Regions from separate parts of the Homo sapiens genome. Here all the other regions are linked to region 2. Evidence: chromatin loops called from intact Hi-C (ENCODE). Cell type or tissue: heart left ventricle. All regions are shown on one strand. Links, peaks and the distances in the headings refer to the core of each region. The heading gives the core; the rest is flanking DNA.

What was found. Peaks named below come from ENCODE experiments on the same cell type or tissue, not always from the same donor. Only the 100,000 strongest peaks of a DNase experiment are listed, where the experiment ranks them.
Region 1: it touches region 2 in a loop (4-fold over the local background); 34 of 110 quality-filtered maps call a loop at or near these places.
Region 3: it touches region 2 in a loop (2.3-fold over the local background); 2 of 110 quality-filtered maps call a loop at or near these places.

What each region holds. Positions count from the first base shown.
Region 1 is chr19:53,179,496-53,188,191 of GRCh38, forward strand. ZNF665 (zinc finger protein 665) reads right to left here. Exons shown (of 4, transcript NM_024733.5): 2 at 3,389-3,448. The coding sequence starts at 3,403. Among named protein-coding and RNA genes, the nearest start is that of ZNF665, 9.5 kb to the right of the region's middle. RefSeq lists an enhancer at 2,703-3,219. In heart left ventricle, for the core only: a CTCF peak has its summit at 5,860 (motif pointing left); no DNase peak of the experiment used is centred there.
Region 2 is chr19:53,071,967-53,081,075 of GRCh38, forward strand. ZNF160 (zinc finger protein 160) reads right to left here. Exons shown (of 6, transcript NM_001322131.2): 4 at 3,091-3,217; 5 at 2,174-2,302. Among named protein-coding and RNA genes, the nearest start is that of ZNF160, 27 kb to the right of the region's middle. In heart left ventricle, for the core only: a CTCF peak has its summit at 5,150 (motif pointing right); a DNase peak (open chromatin) is centred at 5,165; H3K27ac peaks cover 1,522 bases.
Region 3 is chr19:53,354,858-53,365,160 of GRCh38, forward strand. It overlaps ZNF845 (zinc finger protein 845), which reads left to right. Exons shown (of 4, transcript NM_138374.3): 4 at 1-2,049. Among named protein-coding and RNA genes, the nearest start is that of ZNF525, 5.7 kb to the right of the region's middle. In heart left ventricle, for the core only: a CTCF peak has its summit at 5,920; a DNase peak (open chromatin) is centred at 3,552.

The DNA.
Region 1 (8,696 bases), core at 2,872-7,871, 110 kb after region 2:
GGAGTGCAGTGGGTTCAGGGAGCTTCCAGAGGGCTGACATGTGGAGGTTCCTGGAGGACGGCATACCCAGGGAGGGCAGGGAAGCTCTGCGCCCCTTTCCCCATACCTCACCTTATGCATCTCTTCACTGGTATCTTCTGTAATAGTATTTATAATCAACCAGTAAAACTGAGTGTTTCTCTGACCTCTAAGAGTTGCTCCAGCAAATAAATCCAACCCAAAGAAGGGTTCATGGGAACTTCAACTTGAAGTTGGTCGGTCAGAAGTTTCAGAGGCCTGGACATGCAACTGGGAACTGAGCCATCAATCTGTGAGATCTGACACTATCTTCATGCAGACAGTGTTGGAACTGAACTGGAGGACAGCCAGTTGGTTGCTTGCTGTTTGTTGGTGGGGAGAAACCCCTCGCATTTGGCCACAGAAGTCTTCTGTGTGGATTGTGGTGTTGGTGTGAGAGCAGAGGAAAACATGGTTTTTGAGTTGTTTTTCCTAAACAGCACCAAAAGTAAATTAACATGAGGTCACCTAACTGAGAAAAACTGAAACAAGTTCAAGGCTAACAATATGGAATTTCACCAAAGGTCATTATATACACAAACGCATTTATGTCCATATATTACTATCCTATTAGTTCATTAATAGATAATAGAGAACAGGCTGGGTGTGGTGGCTCACACCTGTAATCTCAGCACTTTGGGAGGCCGAGTTAGATGGATCACCTGAGGTCAGGAGTTCGAGACCAGCCTGGCTAACATGGTAAAACCCCGTCTCTACTAAAAATACAAAAATTAGCCAGGTGTGATGGCAGACACCTGTAATCCCAGCTACTCGGGAGGCTGAGGCAGGAGAATTGCTTGAACCTAGGAAGCAGAGGTTGCAGTGAGCCGAGATTGCGCCCCTTCACTCCAGCCTGGGCAAAAGAGTGAAACTCCATCTCAAAAAAAAAAAAGACAGTGGAGAACAAATTTAAGGCCACAGAAAATATTTAAAATATGATTTCAAATGATAAAACACATACAATTTATTTAAATGATGGTATGTCTTTTATAAAACCATGGGTGTATGCATCTACATATTCATGTGTGCACATCACATATACCAGTTAAATTAAGTGAAATAAGGAGATGTGTCTCAATGATGTATTTTTTTTTATGACATCTTTAGTTGTCTTTTTTGCTCATGTGCTTTTCAGAAAGTCTGGGACAACTGAAATGCATGAATTGTACTTGATTTAGTTTACAAACATTTTTGTAAATTAAGCTGTAAAAACGCTAAAACAAAAATATGTAAGAACTTGTACTCCAATTGGTATTAAATACAAATATTAAAAGTACAGATACCATTTTTTTCCAGTTAAATTTAGATATTTAGGCATTAACAAAAGCCCAATGGAGGTTTTAGTTTATTTTACTCATGAAATCCTAAGATTAGGACATTTTTTAATATCATACATGAATAGATTTCAGAAGTACATATTGCAACAATACTTACTCAAAGAAATTATTGGATAATTAAAAATCAGTCCAAAAAGGAAATTTGAAAAACACCCAAAAGCTAATATTAAACAAGAAAATTTCACCAAACATCATAATCAAGCAGTAAATGCTGGATGCATTTGATCTAAATTAAAATGGAGAAAATGGGCTGGGCATGATGGCTCATGCCTGTAATCCTAACACCTTGGGAGGCCAAGGCGGGTGGATTGCTTGAGCTCAGGAATTCGAGACGATCCTTGGCAAAATAGTGAGACCCCCATCTTTACAAAAAATATAAAAATTAGCTGGGTGTGGTGGCATGCACGTGTAGTCCCAGCTACTTGAGAGGCTGAGATGGGAGGCTGGCTTGAGCCCAGGAGGTGGAGGTTGCAGTGAGCCGAGATTGCACCACTGCACTCCAGACTGGGCGACAGGGCCGGACCTTGTATCAGAAAAAAAAAAAAAGGAGAAAATGGGGGCTCACCAAGGCTCCAGCTAAAGCCCACTTCAGAGCATGCCTGAGCTGAGACCAAGAAAAAGGTAAAGTAGGAGCTGGATCTGTTAAAACTAACAGATGACATACTCACAACCCAGGAGAAGAATGCATTGAAGTTTAAGAACTAATAACAATACTGTGAAAACAATCTTCATTCTTTCTTTAGCAGCTCTCATTAGACACAAACACACAATGCATCTCACGAGTACATTAGGAATTATACAATGCTACCTATTAAAATACGTTTCCAGACCTATTTAAAGAAATTATAAGACTGTACTAAAGTGATGATGTCAATAAAATAGAGGACTAGAACTCCCAAACACTACCTCCACCACGGAGACACAAATGTAGTAGCAATATATGAACCAATTGCTTTGTGAGAAACCCAGTGGTCATTTAAGAGGTTGGAACTCTTAACAGAAGTCTAGTAGGAAAATACAGGACATCTGCTCCCAGAGGCCTTACCCTGGCATGATGCAGTGTCACTGCAAGAAAAACACCAATTTCCCATTTCTCCTGGGAGAGGAAAAGTATGAAAACATTCATCCAATATTCTGTCTTTTCAGGGCGCTGCCTGAGGGATAAGTTTCTCTCTTGGTTGAATATAAGTAATGAAGGCCGGGCGCGGTAGTTCACGCCTGTAATCCCAGCACTTTGGGAGGCCGAGGCGGGTGGATCGCTTGAGCTCACGAATTGGAGACCGGCCTGGGCAACACGGTGAAACACCATCTCTATTAAAAATACAAAAAAAAATAGCCGGGCATGGTGATGCATGCCTGTAGTCCCAGCTACGCAGGGGGCCATGGCCAGAGAATCACTTGAGCCCAGGAGGCGGAGGTTGCAGTGAGCTGAGATCGCGTCACTGCACTCCAGCCTAGGCGACAGAGCGAGACTCTGTCTCAACAAAAACAACAAAAAAAAGGAGTTTGGAGTCAGAAACACAGTGACTCACTTGTTCGGCATCAAATGCAAATATAAATGAGGTGACAAAGCTTTCCCCACAGTCGTCTCATTTTACAGCATTTCGTGGGTGCTTGTACACACTAACATCTGACTTCATAACCAGCTTCTCTTATCACAGTTTACACAGAGCTGTCAATATATTCAAATATGTCCTGAACAATCCCTGTTGCCCAACAGCACTGACACCACGGGACCCTCACCCCGTCTCCATCCATGTCGGGGTGTGAGCCCTTCCCAGGTCCATGCCCCGTGCAGCCTCTTCCCAAGTTCATGTCACTGGGTCACCAGAGATGGAATCTAAGTGAGATGAGAGGGACTGAGGGAAGGCACGAGTGAGTGCGAGCAAACCTGTCAGGCAGGATGCTTCAGACTCAGAGAAGATTCCCAACTCCAAGGTCCAAGGTTTCTGAAAGGAAGGAGACAGAACAATCCACCGAGAATATCATCTCACCTGAGGAAGAGCCATCCCTGACTCCTTTGCCTTCCTCTTCCTCTTCTTCCAGGGTTCTACCTTGGGTAACATGAAAGAGACTTTAGAATTCAATCCTGAATGTCAAAAATACGCTGTTTGTTGGTTAGAATCAACACACCCCCTCCCTGGGCCATAACCTTATACACAGGGAAGACCTTATACACAGGGAAGATGGTCCTCTGCTGCCCACTGCACCAGAAAAGATGCAGGGATGAGAAACTCCTACAGGAAAAACAAGTGAGTTTCTGACCTCTTTCTTTAGAACCCACTCCCCTCCTGGAGAAGCCCCCACACAGGCTGCAGCAGTGGGGAGCTGGGCTGGAATGAGCTTCTGTTCGGGGCACAGACCCAGCCCTGACCAAACCCCATGCTGAGCACAGTCCCTCTCCCCTCTGTGAGTCATAGGCTGATCTCAGCCTTCAGAAATGATCAGCAGTGCCCTGGTGCTCAATAGTAGATACAGAATAACAGAACAGAACAAATCTTAAATGTCACTGAAGCTGGGCTGCAACTTATCTGAATGAAAATCTCTGCTAAGGGGGCGTAAGAGATGTATTTGCAAAATGCCTCAGCATTCTTGAGCTCCACTGAGAGGGGCCGAGCCCAGCACAGCCCCCCCACCTTCTGGCTGTACTTTCCCTGGGGGCCTTGTCATCAGGATCCAGACAGTGGAAGGTGAAGCAGCACAGAGAAACACGCAGAACAGCCAATACAGACAAGAGGTGAGGGTGGGGGTGGGGATGGAATGCTGAAGCGGGGGTCAGGGAGAGGGTCACGGAAGTCCCCACTGAGGAAGTGATATCAGAACAAAGACCTGGGTTAGGAAGGGTGTTTGCACCTGCACCTGAGGGGCCAGAGTCCTAGGCAGAGGGACCACCCATGTGAAGGCCCTGAGGCAGGAGCAACTTGGGGACCCCGGAAAAGGAAAGGGGCCTGAGTGGCTGGAGCAGAGGGAGCAAGGAGGCACAGGCAGGAGACGAGGTCAGAGAGGTCCTGGGGGAGCAGGTCAGGGAGGGCTGAGGTCTTCAAACAGTTTTTCTCCCACACCTCCAAAGAATGTTTAAGCTGGGCGCAGTGGCTCTTGCCTGTAATCTCAGCACTTTGGGAGGCAGAGGTGGGTGGACTGCTTGAGCTCAGGAGTTTGAGACCAGCCTGGGCAACATGGCAAAACCCCATCTGTAAAAAAGGTACAAAATTTAGTCAGGTGTGTTGGTACGTGCCTGTAGTCCCAGCTACTTGGGAGGCTGAGGTAGGAGGATGGCTTGAGGACAGGAGGTGGAGGTTGCAGTGAGCCAAGATCACACCACTGCAGTCCAGCATGGGCGACAGAGCGAGACCCTGTCTCAAAAAAAAAGACTAGAAGAAATAATAAATAATTTTTAAAACACTGGATTTCTTTAATCCACTTATCTTATTTTTAACTCGCAAATAATGTCATATCTTCTCTATTTTAAATACATGCTGACATGTTCAGCTAAGCCCCAAGAAGTACAGGGTGGCCCCCATCCACCCTGGGTCTGCTGGGGAACACCTTTGGGGGAATTCAGGATGACCCTTTTGGACATACGAAGGTGGAGATGCCTGTTCCACCTCCCAGCAGAGTGTTGAGGAGACAACTGGACAAAGGATTCCAGTGTTCAAGGGAGAAGTCTGCAGGGAACAGGGAGCCGTGTAGGTGGGTTTAAAGCTGTGAGATGAGATGATAAGGAAGGGCATGGGTTGTAGGGTCCGGCCCCACAGGATTGGTGGGTTTTCTCCTCGTGTGTGGAGACGAGAGAGCTTAGAAATAAAGACACAAGACAAAGAGATAAAAGAAAAGGCAGCTGGGCCCGGGGGACCACTACCACCAAGACGTGGAGACCGGTAGTGGCCCCGAATGCCAGGCCGCGCTGATATTTATTGGATACAAGACAAAGGGGCAGGATAAGGAGTGTGAGCCATCTCCAATGATAGGTAAGGTCACGTGGGTCACGTGTCCACTGGACAGAGGGCCCTTCCCTGCCTGGCAGCCGAGGCAGAGAGAGAGAGGAGAAAGAGAGAAACAGCTTACACTATTATTTCTGCTTATCAGAGACTTTTTGTACTTTCCCTAATTTGCTACTGCTATCTAAAGGCAGAGCCAGGTGTACAGGATGGAACATGAAGGCGGACTAGGAGCGTGACCACCGAAGCACAGCATCACAGGGAGACGGTTAGGCCTCCGGATAACTGCGGGCGAGCCTGACTGATGTCAGGCCCTCCACAAGAGGTGGAGGAGCAGAGTCTTCTCTAAACTCCCCCGGGGAAAGGGAGACTCCCTTCCCCAGTCTGCTAAGTAGCGGGTGTTGTTCCTTGCCACTTACGCTACCGCTAGACCACGGTCCGCTTGGCAACGGACGTCTTCCCAGACGCTGGCGTCACCGCTAGACCAAGGAGCCCTCCGGTGGCCCTGTCCGGGCATGACAGAGGGTTCGCACTCTTGTCTTCTGGTCACTTCTCACTGTGTCCCCTCAGCTCCTATCTCTGTATGGCCTGGCTTTTCCTAGGCTATGATTACAGAGGGAGGATTATTATAATATTGGGATAAAGGGTAACTGCTACAAACAAATGATTAATGATATTCATATATAATCATAACTAAGATCTATATCTGGTATAACTATTCTTGTTTTATATTTTATTATACTGAAACAGCTCGTGTCCTTGGTCTCTTGCCTCAGCACCTGGGTGGCTTGCCACCCACATTGGGTGTGGACAGGAACCAAGAAGCTCAGGGAGTAAGCCGTGCATAGTCCACATTTAGGGAACAGAAAAATCAAGAGACACCAGAAGAGGAAAGCGTGACGTGATCAGCGAGGTATCAAAAACTTGAAAACAAACAGTTTAAAAAGGTTAATGGTATGTCCTTAAAGCCAGGAAAACAGAAGAGAAAGTGAGAAAAGAAAAAAAAGGAACACAAAGAAGTTTTTGTGTACTATTCTCTTAAATAGAGCATAGAAGAGGGGAACTTACTACAGAAGGAAAAGTAGTTAAGGGTTTTTTTTTTTTTTTTTTTTTTTTTTTTAATTAATTTATTTTTTTTTTATTGATCATTCTTGGGTGTTTCTCGCAGAGGGGGATTTGGCAGGGTCATAGGACAATAGTGGAGGGAAGGTCAGCAGATAAACAAGTGAACAAAGGTCTCTGGTTTTCCTAGGCAGAGGTCCCTGCGGCCTTCCGCAGTGTTTGTGTCCCTGGGTACTTGAGATTAGGGAGTGGTGATGACTCTTAAGGAGCATGCTGCCTTCAAGCATCTGTTTAACAAAGCACATCTTGCACCGCCCTTAATCCATTTAACCCTGAGTGGACACAGCACATGTTTCAGAGAGCACAGGGTTGGGGATAAGGTCACAGATCAACAGGATCCCAAGGCAGAAGAATTTTTCTTAGTACAGAACAAAATGAAAAGTCTCCCATGTCTACTTCTATCCACAGAGACCCGGCAACCATCCGATTTCTCAATTTTTTCCCCACCCTTCCCGCCTTTCTATTCCACAAAACCGCCATTGTCATCATGGCCCATCCCCAATGAGCCGCTGGGCACACCTCCCAGACGGGGTCGTGGCCGGGCAGAGGGGCTCCTCACTTCCCAGTAGGGGCGGCCGGGCAGAAGCGCCCCTCACCTCCCGGATGGGGCGGCTGGCCGGGCGGGGGGCTGACCCCCCCACCACCCTCCCGGACGGGGCGGCTGGCCAGGCAGAGGGGCTCCTCACTTCCCAGTAGGGACGGCCGGGCAGAGGCGCCCCTCACCTCCTGGATAGGGCGGCTGGCTGGGCGGGGGGGCTGTCCCCCCCACCTCCCTCCCGGACGGGGCGGCTGGCCGGGCAGAGGGGTCCTCACTTCCCAGTAGGGGCGGCCGGGCAGAGGCGCCCCTCACCTCCCGGACGGGGCGACTGGCCAGGCGGGGGGCTGATCCCCCCACCTCCCTCCCGGACGGGGCGGCTGGCCAGGCGGGGGGCTGACCCCCCCCACCTCCCTCCCGGACAGGGCGGCTGGCCGACCCCCCCCCCCCCGCCTCCCTCCCGGACGGGGCGGCTGGCCGGGCAGAGGGGCTCCTCACTTTCCAGTAGGGGCGGCCGGGCAGAGGCGCCCCTCACCTCCCGGACGGGGCGACTGGCCAGGCGGGGGGCTGATCCCCCCACCTCCCTCCCGGACGGGGCGGCTGGCCAGGCGGGGGGCTGACCCCCCCCACCTCCCTCCCGGACGGGGCGGCTGGCCGGGCAGGGGGCTGACCCCCCCTCCCCCCTCCCGGACGGGGCGGCTGGCCAGGCGGGGGGCTGACCCCCCCCACCTCCCTCCCGGGCGGGGCGGCTGGCCGGGCAGAGGGGCTCCTCACTTCCCAGTAGGGGCGGCCGGGCAGAGGCGCCCCTCACCTCCCGGATGGGGCGGCTGGCCAGGCGGGGGGCTGATCCCCCCAACTCCCTCCCAGACGGGGCGGCTGGCCGGGCGGGGGGCTGACCCCCCACCTCCCTCCCGGACTGGGCGGCTGGCCGGGCGGGGGGCTGACCCCCCCACCTCCCTCCTGGACGGGGCGTCTGGCCGGGCAGAGGGGCTCCTCACTTCCCAGTAGGGGCGGCCGGGCAGAGGAGCCCCTCACCTCCCGGACGGGGCGGCTGGCCGGGCGGGGGGCTGACCCCCCCACCTCCCTCCCGGACGGGGCGGCTGGCCGACCCCCCCCCCCGCCTCCCTCCCGGATGGGGCGGCTGGCCAGGCAGAGGGGCTCCTCACTTCCCAGTAGGGGCGGCCGGGCAGAGGAGCCCCTCACCTCCCGGACGGGGCGGCTGGCCGGGCGGGGGGCTGACCCCCCCCACCTCCCTCCCGGACGGGGTGGCTGCTGGGCGGAGACGCTCCTCACTTCCCAGACGGGGTGGTTGCCGGACGGAGGGGCTCCTCACTTCTCAGACGGGGCGGTTGCCAGGCAGAGGGTTTCCTCACTTCTCAGACGGAGCGGCCGGGCAGAGACGCTCCCCACCTCCCAGACAGGGCTGCGGCCCAGCAGAGGCGCTCCTCACATCCCAGACAGGGCGGCGGGGCAGAGGTGCTCCCCACATCTCAGACGATGGGCGGCCGGGCAGAGACGCTCCTCACTTCCTAGATGGGATGGCGGCGGGGAAGAGGCGCTCCTCGCTTCCCAGATGGGATGGCGGCCAGGCAGAGACGCTCCTCACTTTCCAGACTGGGCAGCCAGGCAGAGGGGCTCCTCACATCCCAGACGATGGGTGGCCAAGCAGAGACGCTCCTCACTTCCCAGACGGGGTGGGGGCCGGGC
Region 2 (9,109 bases), core at 2,986-7,985:
TAGGAAAATGAACATTCAATAAAACTATGTCAGAAAAAAATGTGTTGAAATACTTGTTATATAACTATCTATATCCACACAGAGCAGATAATTTTGCAGCATTAGTAAGTGGTACATGACAGTTATATTTCTTTCTTTCTTTTTTTTTTTTTTTAGACAGAGTCTTGCTCTGCTCCCCAGGCTGGAGTGTAGTGCTGCGATCTTGGCTTGCTGCAACCCCCGCCTCCAGGGTTCAAGTGATTCTCCTGCCTCAGTCTCCCGAATAGCTGGGACTGCAGGCATGTGCCATCATGCCTGGCTAATTTTTGTATTTTTAGTAAAGACAGGATTTCACCATGTTGGTCGGGCCGGTCTCGAACTCCTGACCTTGTTATCTGCCTGCCTCTGCCTCCCCAAGTGCTGGGATTATAGGCGTGAGCCTCTATACCTGGCCTGACAGTTATATTTCACAATACCTGCTGAAAACCATAATGTATTCATTTTATGAAAATCAACTAATAAGATATTCTAGCAGCCTATGATAAAATGAATTGAGAGGAATAACTGCATATATAAAATGTTCTTGTTTAAGGCCATGTGTGGAAACTTAAAAAAAAAATTATTGGCCAGGTGCAGTGGCTCATGTCTGTAATCCCAGCACTTTGGGAGGCTGCAGCAGGTGGATCACCTGAAGTCGAGAGTTCGAGACCAGCCTGACCAACATGGAGAAACCCGATCTCTACTAAAAATACACAATTAACCAGGCATGGTGGCGCATGCCTGTAATCCCAGCTACTCGGGAGGCTGAGACAGGAGAATCTCTCGAACCCAGGAGGCAGAAGTTGCGGTGAGCCGAGATCGCACCATTGCACTCCAGCCTGGGCAACAAGAGCGAAACTTCATTTAAAAAAAAAATTATTGTCCGTGGAATAATAAACAGTTTTGTCTTAAGAGAAAGAAGCATTTTTATTTAGAACCAACACAATAAGAACTGGAATATGATTTTTAAAAAAATTCTATATTGACAAATTATAGTTATATATATTTACAGGAAACAAACTGATATTCTGTTATAGGTATACAATATGGACTGATGGAAACAAGCCTATTACCATATAAGTCATCTCAAAAACCTATCATTTACTCCTAATGTTTTCACCCAGTGACCAACATCTCCCTATTCCCTCCAGTCCCCAACCTGTGGTAACCCACATTCTACTCTTTGCTGCTATTAGTTTTATTGGTTTAGATTCCAAATGTAAGTGACAACATGCAGTACTTGTATTTCTGTGCTGAAGCCTGGAAAAACAGAATACGCACCCCATGTAAGACTGAGGATCAATGACAGAAGGATTTTGTTAGGTGTCTTTACGGTTATGCTGAGAACAATCTTAGAAGATAGAACCCACTCGCTTATCACACACCCCCATGAAAGTGGCAAAAGCAGAATGGAAGAAATGGCCGAGGGACCTCGACAGGCGGAGACGGCTGGAGACTCTTCCATGAGGTTTGGGGCAGCAGATGCCAAGGAGCAGCAGCCAATGTTTCCATCTCCTGAGCAGGTCTTCCACGCACAGGAAATGGGGTGGAACATAAACAGGTCTAGACGTCAGGACTAAGGACTATGGAGGCTTCCCCTCTGACCCATATGGACTAAGAACTGAGCACCATATGGAATTAAATACAGAGGGAGAGACCAAGAAAGAAAGCAGTTTCTTCAGAAGGAACCATAGAGTTCAAATGACAGGGTGTTGTCCATCATGATAAAGACTTTGCCTCTATCTCTAAGGCAACTTATTTTCCCAAAGAACTCTCTCATCTGCAGAGAGTTTCCCACTTTATTTATTTATTTATTTTGAGACGGAGTTTTGTTCTGTCCACCCAGGCTGGAGTGCAGTGGCATGATCTTGGCTCACTGCAACCTCCACCTCCCGGGTTCAAGCAATTCTCTTGCCTCAGCCTCCTGAGTAGCTGGGACTACAGGCACACGCCACCATGCCCGGCTAATTTTTTTTTGTATTTTTAGTAGAGATAGGGTTTCACAATGTTGGTCAGGCTGGTCTCGAACTCCTGACCTCAAGTGATCTGCCCACCTTGGCCTCCCTAAGTGTTGAGATTACAGGCGTGAGCTACTGTGCCCCCTCCCACACTCTAGTTAATGAGTGGCCTTCTCTCTGCCCATCTGAGCTCTTACCTGTGACCACGCCTTTGACACATTCCGGCGTTCTTGGTTTTCTTGCTATTTTCACACAGCTCTTCACAGTCCAGGGCTCTTTCCCTTCCTCCAACATGGAGATAATATTCATATCAAAATGACACAGTCCTGTTTATAAAAAGAAAGGATCACAATGTGCCGGGGCTTTTCCAGAATCCCAGCCCTATGTTTACATGAGAGGACATTATATGTGGATCTAAGAAAACTTCAAAAATTCATCCACTGGGCCAGGCGCGGTGGCTCATGCCTGTAATCCCAGCATTTTGGGAAGCTGAGGTGGGTGGATCACAAGGTCAGGAGATGGAGATCATGATGGCTAACATGGTGAAACCCTGTCTCTACTAAAAACATAAAAAAAAATTATCCAGGTGTGGTGGCGGGCGCCTGTGGTCCCAGCTACTCGGGAGGCTAAGGCAGGAGAATGGCATGAACCTGGGAGGCAGAGCTTGCAGGGAGCCTAGATCACGCCACTGCACTCCAGCCCGGGCGACAGAGCGAGACTCCGCCTCAAAAAAAAAAAAAAAAAATCATCCACTGAATGCCTCCTTCTGAATACCCAGGAAACATGGTACATGCTGATAGAAGGCTCTATTCCACCAACAACTTAATCCAAAGCAGAGAGGTAGAAAACAGGAAATCTGACATTTCAAAAGTCTAACACAATGTATTATGCATACAAAAGCTCTGAAACCTCAAATGATGAAGTACAAAGGAGGCAGAACATCTGAGAAAGGGGAAGATTAAAGTCCAGGTTTCCCATGATTAAGCTTTCCATTTCAGAGTCAACAGGACTTCAATCTCAGTCAAGCAATGCAGGGGCTCTCCAGGGACTCGTAAGGGAAAATGCAACAATAGACAAGAACAGATCTTGACTTCTGGAAGAAAGTCATCCTCACCCAGAGAAACAAGGTTCCAGTAGTTCTCCAACATCACGTCCCTGTATAAGATCCTCTGAGCAGGGTCCAGGCATTTCCACTCCTCCTGAGAGAATTCTATGGCCACATCCCTAAATGTCAACCGTACCTAAAATGAAAAACACATTTCACCAAGTGGCTAAGGGGAGAGTTCAAAATTTCACATAAAAGGAGAAGAGGAGAAAAATGTGAGAATAGGTTAAATTGAAGTGGGTGAGCTGACAGATCCAGATTGTGACAATGTGACATACAGATTTGGTCTTCATCCCCCTCTCCTGACATAAGAGCTCACTTGAAATCAGTGGAGTGATAAGTATCTTTTTGTACATTAATGGGATAATTGGTGTCTGGAGCACCTAGGTAGCTTCAGGATGGAGGGCGGTCACCGGAACTAAGGCTCGGTGGGTGGTCACTGGAAAGGCTGAGGCTCGGTTAGACTAAGCCTCTGTCCTCTCGGGAGGACAGAGGGAATGAAAGTTCAGTTGATCACCAATGCCAATAATGGAAGCAAGGCCTCCATAATGGGGCCTCCATGAAAACTCAAAAAAGACAGAATACATGAGAGAATACATCCCAGCTCCTCACTCCTTTCCCATATCTCAACTAATAGATCACTTCCATCTAGATGTTCATCTGTGTGCTTTGTAGCATCTTCTATAATAAATGGGTAAATATAAGTGTTTCCCTGTGTTATGTGAGCCACTCAAGCAAACTAATCAATTTCAAGGAGGGGGTCATCAGAATTCACAATTCACAGCTGGTCATTGAGAAGCACAGGCCACAACTTGTGTTTGTGACTGGCATTAATGTGTGTGCGCTGTTGTGGGATTGAGCCCTCAGCCTATGGGAGCTGACCCTATATCCAGATAGACAGTGTCAGAATGGAATCAAATATGAGAACACCCATTTGGTGTCTGTTGCAGAATTGTTTATTTGATGTGTAGAGGAAAACCCAATACATCCAAAATCACAGAAGTATTTGTATTATGGAAGCAAAGCAGGAGAAACTGAGTCTGTTTTTCCCATATTTTCCTACGCATTAAGGACTTTTGAGCAAGTTATGTCTCCCTAATTCTGTCTTATTATTCTTTTACCTAAGAGGTTGTGATATCCTCTATATCAGTGTCGATTTCTCAGTTTTATGGGCAATAAGTATACAAATAAAAAACAGAAAACAAGGTTATCTCTATGGAAGTGTTAGACATTATGTTTGACATACTGAGTGATATTCAATAACTACATGAACTAAATAAGCACAACTGGTATCTTAAGAAATGATAATGCGGCCGGGCGTGGCGGCTCATGCCTGTAATCCAGCACTTTGAAAGGCCGAGGCGGGTGGATTACTTGAGGTCAGGAGTTCAAGACCAGCCTGGCCAACATGGTGAAACCTGTCTCTACTAAAAATACAAAAATTAGCCAGGCGTGGTGGCAGGCGCCTGTAATCCAAGCTACTCGGGAGGCTAAGGCAGGAGAATCACTTAAACCCAGGAGGTAGAAGTTGCGGTGAGCCGAGATCACGCCACTGCACTCCAGCCTGGGTGACAGAGTGAGACTCCATCTCAAAAAAAGAAAACTGTACTGAAGTGATGCTGTCTATAAGACAGAGGAGTAGGAAGTCCCAAGCACTACCCATGGAGACACAGATTTAATAACACTACATGGACCAAATTGTCTTTGTGGGAAATCTGGCAACCACATCAGAGGTCAGAACTCTTTTGAAACACCTGCTCACCTGAGGCCCTATCCTGCCATGATGTAGTATCACTGTGAGAAAACCACACTTCCATTTTCTCCTGGGGAGAGAAAGTATGGGAATATCCATCTAACATTCTGACTTTTTTTTTCTCTTTTTTCCTGTAACACAACACAAGGCTCATAACGTTCTGACTTTTCAGGGCACTGCTAAGGGACAAGTTTCTGTCTTGCCTGAATATAAACACTGAAGTAACAGGACCCCAGGTAAGGAAGCTACTGAGAACAAAGCCATCCGTCATAAACCAGAGCTTGTAGTAACGTACGCAGACATTAGGTGGCGGTGCAGCCCCCAGCTTACTAGGACACCAGCGAGGCTGCGGAACAGCCGGCAGACAACAGAGGCATTCCTGCATACAAACTGGCACAAGCTCTTTAGTTAAGCTACAATCAAAAAGTCCACGGAGGACGCATCCTTAGAAAAGGCTTGAGGGATCTCCAGAGCCTCTAGTCAGGATGACTGTAGCATGTCTTCCCTGAAGGAAGCCAGAATCAAAAACTACAAGTGGCTGATTAGTGAAATGCTGTGGTCCCAACAGGAGATAACGAGATATCAAAAGAAGCCAGGCACGGTGGCTCACACCTGTAATCCCAGCACTTTGGGAGCCGAGGCGGGTGGATCACGAGGTCAGGAGTTCGAGACCAGCCTGGCCAAAATGGTGAAATCCCGTTTCTACAAAAAATACAAAAATTAGCCGGGCGTGGTGGCGGATGCCTGCAATCCCAGCTACTCAGGAGGCTGAGACAGAGAATCGCTTGAACCCGGGAGGTGGAGGTTGCAGTGAGCTGGGATCCCACCACTGCACTCCAGCCTGGGTGACAGAGTGAGACTCCATCTCAAAAAAAAAAAAAAAAAAGCAAAAGAAAAAAAGAAACATGGACCATATGCAGCAACATATTAAATCACCACAAAGTAATACTAAAGAAGCAGATATATATATATATACATTATCAAAGAAATAACAATAAGACTCCTAAAGTTGCTCAGTGTATTAAGACAGTACTCATAAACAACTTCAGAAAATCAGAAAAACAATAAATATGAGATTATCAACAAAGAGATAAAAATTATGAAGAAGAAACAGAAATTCTAGAGCTGAAAAACATAACTGAATTAAAAAACACACTAGAGCCAGGCGTGATGGCTCACGCCTGTAATCCCAGCACTTTGGGAGGCTAAGGCGGGCGGATCACGAGGTCAGAAGTTCGAGACCAGCCTGGCCAACATGATGAAACCTCATCTCTACAAAAATACAAAAACTTAGCTGGGCATGGTGGTGGGCACCTGTAATCCCAACTACTCGGGAGGCTGAGGCAGAAGAATCGCTTGGACCCAGGAGATGGAGGTTGCAATGAGCTGAGATCGCACCACTGCACTCCAGCCTGGGAAACAAGAGTTGCCACCTCAGGGGAAAAAAAAAATACACAAAATTAGCTGGGTGTAGTGGCATGAGCCTGTAGTCCCAGCTACTCAGGAGGCTGAGGTAGGAGGATCATTTGAGCCTAGGAGGTTGAAGGTACAGTAAGCTATGATCATGCCACCATATTCCAGCCTGTGCTACAAAGTGAGACCCCATCTCTAAAAAAAATAAATAAAAGGAGAAAATGAAATAGAAGAATGATGAAGATAGCCAGGCATGGTGATGTGTGCCTGTAATCCCAGCTACTCAGGAGGCTGAGGCAGAAGAATCAGCTGAACTCAGGAGGCAGAGGTTGCAGTGAGCCAAGATCACACCACTGCACTCCAGCTTTGGGTGACAGAGTGAGACTGCATGTCAAAAAAGAAAAGAAAAGAAAAGAAAAATGAACAAATGAACATAGCCTAAGGGAAGTGTGGAACACCATCATGTGGTCAACTCCAATGTCAAAGTAAGAAGAAGGAGTATAAGAGAACTTAACCTACTGTGTCTGAGTGAGAAAGAAAAAATCTGTATACTCTCATAAGTAGTAAGGCAACTGGAGCAGCAATCAAAAAAAAAAAAAATCCTAGAACAAAGACCAGGAACACATGCATAACTCATAAGCACTGTACAATTCTACTCAATGTTGAATGAAGAATTAACAATTCTCAAACAATTCCAAATAAGTGAAGAAGAGGAAACAACAAAAAACAATTGTATGATACCACCCTTAGTCTGACACCACCCAAGCAAATATATGACAAGGAAACAAAAGTGTAAGATATTATTCGTGATAAACACTGATGCAAAAGCCCTCAACAAAATACTAGGAAACCAAATTGTAAAGACATTAACAGGATTATAGTCCATGACCAAGTGGACTACACACTGGGAAGACAAGAGTGGTTCAACAGAAGAAAGTCAATGTAATACACCACACTGACATGGTGAAGGACCAAAACCACATGCTCATCTCAATCGGTGCAAAAAAAAGTTATTTGACAAAATTCAACATAGTTCATGATAAAAATGCTCAACAATTCGGGCACGGTGGCTCACGCCTGTAATCTCAGCACTTTGGGAGGCCAAGGCAGGTGGATCACCTGAGGTCAGGAGTTCAAGACCAGCCTGACCAACATGGAGAAACCCCGTCTCTACTAAATACAAAAATTTAGCCAGGCATGGTTGCACATGCCTGTAATCCCGGCTACTTGGATGGCTGAGGCAGGAGAATCTCTTGAACCCGAGAGGCGGAGGTTGCAGTGAGACTGTGCCACTGCACTGCGCTCCAGCCTGAGCAACAAGAGCAAAACTCCATCTAAAAAAAAAAAAAAAAAAAAAAAATAGGCTCAACAAATCAAGGAAACTTCAGAATATTAGATTTGGCAAAGATTTCTTGGCTATGACACCAAAAGGAAACACAATAGCAGCAAAAAAAAAAAAAAAGGGACTGCATCCAACCGAAAAACTTTTGTGCATCAACAGATGCTACCAAGAGTAAAACAGTATGCCTGTGACAAGTCCTAGCCAGAGCAATCAGGCGAGAGAAACAGAAGGCATTCAAACAGAAAGAGGGCTGCATGCAGTAGTTTGCACCTGTAATCACATCACTGTGGGAGGCCAAGGTGAGAGGGTAGTTTGAGTCCAGGAGTTCGAGACCAACATGGGCAACATAGTGAGACTCTGTCTCTATTTTTTAGCAACGACAACAAAAACAACAAACGAAAAGGAAAAGGAGGAAGTCAAATTATCTCTCTGAGAAGGATATGATTCTGTATCTAAAAAACCCTAAAGATTCCACTAAAAGACTCCTAGACCTGATAAATGACTTCAGCAAAGTCTCAGGATTTAAAATCAAGGTACAAAAATCAGCAGTACTTTTTTTTTTTTTTTTGAGATGGAGTTTCGCTCTTGTTGCCCAGGCTGGAGTGCGATCTTGGCTCACCACAACCTCTGCCTCCCCGGTTCAAGCAATTCTCCTGCCTCAGCCTTCCTAAGTAGCTGGGATTACAGGCATGCACCACCACGCCCGGCTAATTTTGTATTTTTAATAGAGACTGGGTTTCTCCATGTTGGTCAGGCTGGTCTTGAACTCCCGACCTCAGGTGATCCGCCTGCCTTGGCCTCCCAAAGTGCTGGGATTACAGGCGTGAGCCACTGTGCCCGGCCCAGTCAGCAGTACTCTTAAACGCCAATAATGTTCAAGCTGAGAAACACATCATCAAGAATGCAATCCTATTAAAAATAGCCACACCCCCCAAAAAATGACTAGGAGTATGTCTAACCAAGGTTGTGAACTATCTCTATGAGGAGAACTACAAAATACCAGTGAAAGAAATCAGACAACACGAACAAATGGAAAAGCATTTCATGCTCATGGGTTGAAAGAATCAATATCAATGAAATGTCCAAACTGCCCAAAGCAATCTATAGATTCAACAGTATTCCTATTAAATGACCAACATCACTTTTCACAGAATTAGAAAAAACTTCTAAAATGTATATGAAAGCAAAAAAGAGCTCAAAGAGCCAAGACAATCCTAAGCAAAAGGAATAAAGCTGGATGCATCACATTACCTGACTTCAAACCATATTGCAAGGCTACAGTAAACAAAACAGCATGGTACTGGTATAAAAACAGACACATATACCAATGGAATAGAACAGAGACCCCTAAAATAAAGGCCCACACCTCCAACCAACTGATCTTCAAGAAAATCAACAAAAATAAACAATGAGGAAAGGATACCCTATTCAATAAGTGGTGCTGGGAAAACTGGCTAAACATATGCAGAAGAATGAAACTGGATCCCTATCTCTCACCATATAAAAAAATTAACTTGAGA
Region 3 (10,303 bases), core at 3,362-8,361, 280 kb after region 2:
TGGTTGATTCTTTGTGATTTTCTTTCTTTTTTTTTTGAGACAGTCTCACTCTGTTACCCAGGCTCTTTTCTTTTTTTTTGAGAAGGAGTCTCACTCTTGTCACTTGGACTGGAGTACAATGGCACGATCTTGGCTCACTGCAGCCTCTGCCTTTCGGGTTTAAGTGATTCTCCTGCCTACTAACTGAGATTACAGGTGCCTGCCACCATGTCCGTATAATTTTTTTGTATTTTTAGTAGAGACGGGGTTTCACCATGTTGACCAGGTTTTTCTTGAACTCCTGACTTCAGGTGATCCGCCCCCATCAGCATCCCAAAGTTCTGGGATTACAGGTGTGAGCCACCGCACCCAGCCAGTGATTTTCTATATAGAATGTCGTATCATCTACAAGGAAATAATTTTTTTTTTTGAGACAATGTCTCTCTCTGTCGCCAGGCTAGAGTGCCGTGGAATGATCTTTGCTCACTGCAACCTCTGTCTCCCACGTCCAAGCAATTCTGTCTCAGCCTCCTGAGTAGCTGGGACTACAGGCGCATGTCACCACACCTAGCTAATTTATTTATTTTTTTTATTTTAGTAAAGACGGGGTTTCACCATGTTGGCCCAGATGGTGGGCCAACATGGTGAGTACCTTGAAGAGAACTTGAAAGAATATGTTAGATCGCCTAACCTCATTATCCGCCCACTTCGGACTTGCAAATTGCTGGGATTATGGGTGTGAGCCATGAGCCCGGCCCCAACAAATGTAATTTTACTTCTGTCTTTCTGATTTGGATGAGTTTTATTTCTTTTGCTATTTAATTGCTCTGCCTAGGACAGCCAGTATTTATTGAATATCAGGGGTGAGAGCATTCTTGCATCATGTGATATCCTACAGGAAAACCATTCCATTTTCCTTCATTGGTTATTTCAGCTGTGGTCATTTCATGGATGATTTTTATATTTTTGAGGTAAAACTCTACCTATATTGTTTAGGATTTTTACGAAGAATGAATATTGAGTTCTGTGAAATGCTTTTTCTCTATCTATTGAGATAATGTGTTTTTTATCTGTCATTCTGTGCAAGTGTGTATCCCATTGATTTGAGTATGTTGAACCATCCTTGCATCCCATGAATAGGTAGCACTTGGATGTTTACAATCCCTTTTTATATCCTCTTGAATACAGTTTGCTAGTATAAGGGTCTTCAAGAAGTTCATGGAAAAATACATATTATGAAAAATTTGTGCATAAATTTCACACTTTTTGTACCAAAATAAACCAGTATAAACTTGTTATAACGTCTGAACAGGCTCTAGTTTGAGGCACTCAGAAGGATAAGACATCAGTTTGAAAAGAACCTCTATCACAGCAATACAAATTCTGTTAAAACAAGAAGAAACATCAAATTTACGATGAGACCAGACGCAGTGGCTCAGGCCTGTAATCCCAGCGGTTTTAGAGGCCCAGGCAGGTGGGTGACGTGAGCCTAGGGATTCAAGACCAGCCTGGGCGACATAGGGGACCTCTTCTCTGCTAAAAGTAAAAAAAGTCAGCCAGGTGTGGTGGTGCACTGCTGTGGTCCCAGCTACTCTGGGCACTGAAGTGGGAGGATCAGTTGAAGCAGGGATTTTGAGGCTGAAGTGAGCCCTGATCTCACCACTGCACTCCAGCCTGGGTGACAGAGCTAGACCCTGTCTCAAACAAGCAAATAAATGAGAGGCATAATTCCTCCTTTGAGAATAAAGGAAAAGATTTCCCTTCCTTTTGTCTCTTTTCTCAGGACGTTTATTTAGAAAATTTGTAAATGAGGCCGGGCGTGGTGGCTCACGCCTGTAATCCCAGCACTTTGGGAGGCTAAGGTGGGCGGATCACGAGGTCAGGAGATCGAGACCATCCTGGCTAACACGGTGAAACCCCGTCTCTACTAAAAATACAAAAAATTAGCTGGGCGAGGTGGCAGGCACCTGTAGTCCCAGCTACTCGGGAGGTTGAGGCAGGAGAATGGCGTGAACCCAGGGGGGCGGAACCTGCAGTGAGCCGAGATCGCACCACTGCACTCCAGCCTGGGTGACAGCGAGACTCTGTCTCAAAAAAAAAAAAAAAAAAAAAAGAAAATTTGTAAATGTATTTTCTCTGTCTTCAGAAGTGGTATTTTTTAGAAACAATAAAACTTGTTTTCATCTTAGTGGTGATCCAGGGGTGTTTTTCTAAAGGACTTGGGAGTTCTGTCTTTGAAATGCCAACAACAAAAAAGATAGTACATCTATCTCAGTAGTAAATTAAGTAATTCAAAATGAAGCTGGGTGCGGTGCCTCACGCACTTTGGGACAGTGAGGCAGGTGGATCACCTGAGGTCAGGAGTTCGAGACCAGCATGACCAACGTGGTAAAACCCCATCTCTGAGATACAAAGGAGGTTGCAGTGAGTGGAGGTTGCACCACTGCACTCCAGCCTGGGCAACAAGAGTGAAACTACTTCTCAAAAAAAAAGAAAAAAAAATCAAGTAATTCCAATTTAAAGCTGTTGGACCTTTAAATAATCCTACTTTTTTTTTTTTTTTGAGATGGGGTACCCCTCTGCATCACAGGCTGGAGTGTGGTGGCCTAATGTCAGCTCACTGCAACCTCCACCTCCCGGGTTCAAGTGAATCTCCTGCCTCAGCCTCCGGAGTAGCTGGTATTACAGGCATGTGCCACCACGCCCAACTAATTTCTGTATCTCTAGAAGAGATGGGATTTTGCCATGTTGGTCAGCTTGGTCTCCAACTCCAGACCTGAAGAAAGTGATCCGTCTACCTTGACCTCCCAAAGTGCTGGGATTACAGGCATGAGCCACTGCCTCCAGCCTCTTCTTTTTTTTTTTTTTGAGATGGAGTTTCTCTTGTTGCCCAGGCTGAAGTGAAATGATGCTATCTCAGCTCACTGCAATTTCTGCTTCCCAGGTTCAAGCAATTATCCTACCTCAGCCTAAACCTACCAAAATCAAAATGGCTAGGAGAGTGACCTGTGGTCGTCCTCACTGCTACACCCCCACCAGCTCCATGACAGTTTAAAAATGCCATGGCAACGTCAGAAAGCTACGCTATAAGGTCTGAAGAGGGGAAGCATGAATAATTCACCCCTTGTTTAGTAGATCATTAAGAACCTCACTCATCCCTGGCCTGCGTACTCTGTCCCGCATCCCAGGCGGTGGCCCTAGGGAAGTCTCCGGAGCTGAGCACAGGGTGGACTCTCCCTCCCGAGTGAATGAGGAATAGGGAGAGGATTTCTACTCTGTTCTGTGGGCCTTCAGCATAAAATTGCTCTTTCCACCCAGGCAGAGATTTGCATTTTACATTCTAGTTTGCATCCCCGTTTCAGGCAATTCCAGGGCTTTTGAATTATGCTTCAGCATCCCGGGCGGGTCTCGCCTCCAAAACCTGGAAAACACAGGCTGCAGAGCGAGGCGGAGCAAATTGTAGGCCCCGCCCTGCCCAGCCCAGCCCCGCCCCGCCCCGGGGATCCCTACCCCGCGGGCCACTTATCCACTTCCGTGCCACGCCCCTTGCCCTTCGCGCCCCGCCCTTCCTCGCCCGGGCCCCGCCCACCTTATCAGGGTTCCTCCCAGGCCTGGCTCCTGTCCTGCGCAGATTCGCACAGACACGGCAGCGGATCACCTCAGTGAAGGTCACACTGCAGCGCCTGAGTTTGGCTCTGTCTCTAGTTAAGTCGGCCCTTCGCAGGCCCCTGGCTCTGCTATACTTGGGACGTGGGGTCCCCAGAGACCTGGAAATTCCCACCCCCTTTTCTCCAAATAGAGCATATTGAGACTTCCCTGTGAGGGTCTGCAGGTCGCTTCCTTTTGGGGTTTTTTTTGCAGAGACAGAGTCTCACTCTGTCGCCCAGGCTAGAGTGCGGTGGCGCAATCTTGGCTCACCATGACCTCTGCAGCCCAGGTTCAAGCAATTCTCCTGCCTCAGCCTCCTGAGTAGCCAGGACTACAGGCACCTGCCACCGTGCCTGGATAATTTTTGTAGTTTTTGGTATAGACAGGGTTTCACCATCTTGGCCAGGCTGGTCTTGAACTCCTTGTCAGGCCTCTGAGCCCAAGCTAAGCCATCGTATCCCCTGTGACCTGCACGTGTACATCCAGATGGCCTGAAGCAACTGAAGATCCACAAAAAAGTGAAAATAACCGGTTCCTGCCTTAACTGATGACATTACCTTGTGACATTCCTTCTCCTGGACAATGAGTCTTAGAAGCTCCCCACTGAGTAAAAGGATATTAACCCCAGAGGCAACAAAAGAAATTAAATTAGTGGAAGAAAAAATTCAGTCAGCACAAATAAATAGATCCCTTAGTCTCACTCCAACTTTTGATTTTTGCTACTGCACATTCTCCAACAGGCATCATTGTTCAAAATACTGATCTTGTGGAGTGGTCATTCCTTCCTCACAGTACAATTAAGACTTTTACATTGTACGTGGATCAAATAGCTACATTAATTGGTCAGAAAAGGTTATGAATAGTAAAATTGTGTGGAAATGACCCAGACAAAATAGTTGTTCCTTTAAACAAGGAACAGGTTAGACAAGCCTTTATCAATTCTGGTGCATGGCAGATTGGTCTTACTAATTTTGTGGGAATTATTGATAATCATTACCCGAAAACAAAAATCTTCCAGTTTTTAAAATTGACTACTTGGATTCTACCTAAAATTACCAGACATAAACCTTTAGAAAATGCTCTGACAGTGTTTACTGATGGTTCCAGCAATAGAAAAGCAGCTTACACAGGGCCAAAAGAGCGAGTCATCAAAACTCAATATCAATTGGCTCAAAGAGCAGAGTTGGTTGCAGTCATTACAGTGTTACAAGACTTTGATCAACCTATTAATATTGTATCAGATTCTGCATATGTAGTGCAGGCTACAAAGGATGTTGAGACAGCTCTAATTAAATATAGCATAGATGATCAGTTAAACCAGCAGTTCAATTTATTACAACAAACTGTAAAAAAAAAAGAAATTTCCCATTTTATGTTACTCATATTCGAGGACACACTAATTTACCAGGGCCTTTAACTAAAGCAAATGAACAAGCTGACTTACTGGTACCATCTGCATTCATAAAAGCACAAGAACTTCATGCTTTCACTCATGTAAATGCAGCAGGATTAAAAAACAAATTTCATGTTGTAGGGTCCAGCCCCATAGGGTCGGTGGGTCTCTCCCCATGTGCAGAGATGAGAGAGTGTAGAAATAAAGACACAAGACAAAGAGATAAAAGAAAAGGCAGCTGGGCCCGGGGGACCACTACCACCAATGCACGGAGACCGGTAGTGGCCCCAAATGTCGGGCTGCGCTGTTATTTATTGGATACAAAGCAAAAGGGGCAGGGTAAAGCGTGTAAGTCATCTCCAGTGATAGGTAAGGTCACGTGGGTCACGTGTCCACTGGACAGGGGGCCCTTCCCTGCCTGGCAGCCGAGGCAGAGAGAGAGAGGAGACAAAGAGAAAGACAGCTTACACCATTATTTTTGCATATCAGAGACTTTTAGTACTTTCACTAATTTACTACTGCTTTCTAGAAGGCAGAGCCAGGTGTACAGGATGGAACATGAAGGCGGACTAGGAGCATGACCACCGAAGCACAGCATCACAGGGAGACGGTTAGGCCTCCGGATAACTGCGGGCGAGCCTGACTGATGTCAGGCCCTCCACAAGAGGTGGAGGAGCAGAGTCTTCTCTAAACTCCCCCGGGGAAAGGGAGACTCCCTTCCCCAGTCTGCTAAGTAGCGGGTGTTTTCCCTTGACACTTATGCTACCGCTAGACCACGGTCCGCCTGGCAACGGGCGTCTTCCCAGACGCTGGCGTCACCACTAGACCAAGGAGCCCTCTGGTGGCCCTGTCCGGGCATAACAGAAGGCTCGCACTCTTGTCTTCTGGTCACTTCTCACTGTGTCCCCTCAGCTCCTATCTCTGTATGGCCTGGCTTTTCCTAGGTTATGATTATAGAGCGAGGATTATTATAATATTGGAATAAAGAGTAATTGCTACAAACTAATGATTAATGATATTCATATATAATCATGTCTATGATCTAGATCTGGTATAACTATTCTTGTTTTATATTTTATTATACTGGAACAGCTCGTGTCCTTGCTCTCTTGCCTCAGCGCCTGGGTGGCTTGCCGCCCACAGATGTCACATGGAAACAGGCAAAAAATATTCTACAACATGGTACCCAGTGTCAAGTCCTACACCTGCCCACTCAAGAGGCAGGAGTTAATCCCAGAGGTCTGTGTCCTAATGCATTATGGCAAATGGATGTCACACATGTACCTTCATTTGGAAGATTATGATGTGTCCGTGTAACAGTTGATACTTATTCACATTTCATGTGGGCAACTTGCCAGACAGGAGAAAGTACTTCCCATGTGAAAAAACATTTATTGTCTTGTTTTGCTGTCATGGGAGTTCCAGAAAAAATCAAAACTGACAATGGACCAGGATATTGTAGTAAAGCTTTCCAAAAATTCTTAAATCAGTGGAAAATTACACACACAACAGGAATTCCCTATAATTCTCAAGGACAGGCCATAGTTAAAAAAAACTAATAGAACACTCAAAACTCAATTAGTTAAAGAGAAGGGGGAGACAGTAAGGAGTGTACCACTCCTCAGATGCAACTTAATCTAGCATTCTATACTTTAAATGTTTTAAACATGTATAGAAATCAGACTACTACCTCTGCAGAACATCTTACTGGTCAAAAGAACAGCCCACATGAAGGAAAACTGATTTGATAAAAAGACAACAACAATAAGACATGAGAAATAGGGAAGGTGGTAACTTGGGGGAGAGGTTTTGCTTGTGTTTCACCAGGAGAAAATCAGCTTCCTGTTTAGATACCCACTAGACATTTAAAGTTCTACAATGAACCCATCAGAGATGCAAAGAAAAGCACCTCCACGGAGATGGAAACACCACAATCAAACACCATCGATTCACAAGGTGAACAAAATGGTGATGTCAGAAGAACAGATGAAGTTGCCATCCACCAAGAAAGCAGAGCCGCCGACTTGGGCACAATTAAAGAAGCTGACACAGTTACCAAAAAAAAGCCTAGAGAACACAAAGGTGACACAAACTCCAGAGAACACGCTGCTTGCAGCTTTGATGATTGTATCAACGGTGGTAAGTCTCCCCTTGCCTGCAGGGGCAGCTGCAGCTAATTATACCTACTGGGCCTATGTGCCTTTCCCGCCCTTAATTCGGGCAGTCACATGGATGGATAATCCTATTGAAGTATATGTTAATAATAGTGCATGGGTACCTGGCCCCACAGATGATCGTTGCCCTGCCAAACCTGAGGAAGAAGGAATGATGATAAATATTTCCACTGGGTATCGTTATCCTCCTATTTGCCTAGGGAGAGCACCAGCATGTTTAATGCCTGCAATCCAAAATTGGTTGGTAGAAGTACCTACTGTCGGTACCACCAGTAGATTCACTTATCACACGGTAAGTGGAATGTCTCTCAGGCCACAGGTAAATTATTTACAGGACTTTTCTTATCAATGATCATTACAATTTAGGCCTAAACAAAAGCCTTGCCCCAAGGTAATTCCCAAAGAATCAAAAGGCACAGAAGTTTTAGTTTGGGAAGAATGTGTGGCCGATAGTGCGGAGATATTACAAAACAATGAATTCGGAACTATTATAGATTGGACATGTCGAGGTCAATTCTACCACAATTGCACAGGACAAACTCAGTCATGTCCCAGTGCACAAGTGAGTCCAGCTGTTAACAGTGACTTAACAGAAAGTTTAGACAAACATAAGCACAAAAAATTACAGTCTTTCTACCCTTTGGAATGGGGAGAAAAAGGAATCTCTACTCCAAGACTAAAAATAATAAGTCTTGTTTCTGGTCCTGAACATCCACAATTATGGATGCTTACTGTGGCCTCATATTGCATTAGAATTTGATCTGGAAATCAAGCTATATAAAGAAGAGATCGCAAGCCATTTTATACTATCGACCTAAATTCCAGTCTAACAGTTCCTTTGCAAAGTTGTATAAAGCCCCCTTATATGCTAGTTGTAGGAAATATAGTTATTAAACCAGACTCCCAAACTATAACCTGTGAAAACTGCAGATTGTTTACTTGCATTGATTCGACTTTTAATTGGCAGCACCATATTCTGCTAGTGAGAGCAAGAGAAGGCGTGTGGGTCCCTGTGTCCATGGACTGACCGTGGGAGGCCTCGCCATCCGTCCATATTTTGACTGAAGTATTCAAAGCCATTTTAAATAGATCCAAAATATTCTTTAATTGCAGTGATTATGGGACTAATTGCAGTCACAGCTACGGCCTCTGTGGCAGGAGTTTCATTGTACTCTTCTGCTCAGACAGTAAACTTTTTTAATTATTGGCAAAAGAATTCTACAAGATTGTGGAATTCATAATCTGGTATTGATCAAAAATTGGCAAATCAAATTAATGACCTTAGACACAATGTTGTTTGGATGGGAGATAGGCTCACGAGCTTGAAACATCATTTCTGGTTACACTGTGACTGGAATATGTCACATTTTTGTATTACATCCTAAGCCTATAATGAGTCTGAGCATCATTGGGACATGGTTAGATGCCATCTACAAGGAAGAGAAGATGATCTTACTTTAGACATTTCAAAATTAAAAGAAAAATTTTTGAGGCATCAAAAACCCATTTAAATTTGGTGCCAGGAACTGAGGCAATCGCGAAAGCTGCTGATGGCCTCGCAAATCTTAACCCGGTCACTTGGGTTAAAACCATCGCAAGTTCCACTATTGTAAATTTCATATTAATCCTTGTGTTCCTGTTCTGTCTGTTGTTAGTCTGCAGGTGTACCCAGCAGCTCCGAAGAGACAGCGACCATTGAGAATGGGTGATGACGACGATGGTGGTTTTGTCAAAAAGAAAAGGGGGAAATGTGGGGAAAAGAAAGAGAGATCAGACTGTTACTGTGTCTATGTAGAAAAGGAAGACATAAGAAACTCCATTTTGATCTGTATTAAGAAAAATTGTTCTGCTTTGCGATGCTGTTAATCTGTAACTTTAGCCCCAACCCTGTGCTCACAGAAACATGTGCTGTATTGAATCAAGGTTTAATGGATTTAGGGCTGTGCAGGGTGTGCCTTGTTAACAATATGTTTGCAGGCAGTATGCCCGGTAAAAGTTATCGCCATTCTCCATTCTCTGTTAACCAGGGACACAATGCACTGCGGAAAGCCGCAGGGACCTCTGCCCTAGAAAGCCTGGGTATTGTCCAAGTTTCCCCCCACTGAGACAGCCTGAGATATGGCCTCATGGGAAAAGAAAGACCTTATATCCCCCAACCCGACACCCGTGAAGGGTCTGTGCTGAGGAGGAGTAGTGAAAGAGGGAGGCCTCTTTGCAGTCAAGATAAGAGGAAGGCTTCTGTCTCCTGCTCATTTCTGGGAATGGAATGCCTCGGTGTAAAGCCGACCATTCATTCTATTCTGAGGTAGGAGAAAACCGCCCTGTGGTTGGAGGTGAGACATGCTGGCAGCAATACTGCTCTGTGACTCTTTGCTACACTGAGATGTTTGTGTGAAGAGAAACATAAATCTAGCCTACGTGCACATCCAGGCACAGTACCTTTCCTTGAACTTATTCATGACACAGATTCCTTTGCTCACGTTTCCCTGCTGACCTTCTCGCCACCATCACCCTGTTGCCCTGCCACACTCCCCTCACAAAGATAGTAAAAATAGTGATCAATAAATACTGAGGGAACTCAGAGACCAGCGCCGGTGCGGGTACTCGCACACTGAGCTCCGGTTGTCTGGGCCCACTGCTGTTTCTCTATACTTTGTCTCTGTGTCTTATTTCTTTTCTCAGTTTCTCATCTCCACCTGATGAGAAACACCCGCAGGTGTGGAGGGGCAGGCCCCCTTCAGGCTGAGGCAGGGGAATCACTTGAACCCAGGAAGCAGAGGCTTGCAGTGAGTCGAGATCCCACCACTGCACTGCAGCCTGGATGACAGAGAAATACTCTGTCTCAAAACAAAAGAAAAGAAATAAGTAAATACATAAAAGAAAGTAACAGATCTCTTCCACAAATGTGGAATGGACAACTAACTGGATATCCACATGGAAAAGAACAATGTTGGATCCCTATCTCATACAATCAACCTCTTATTTTAAAACGTAAAAAAAAAACAACGAAAAATAAAGAGAGAAAGAGAGAAACGAGGAAGGGAGCCCTGCGGGAGGGGGTGTTACTTTGTCGCCCAGGCTGGCCTGGACCCCCAGGTTCAGCGATCCT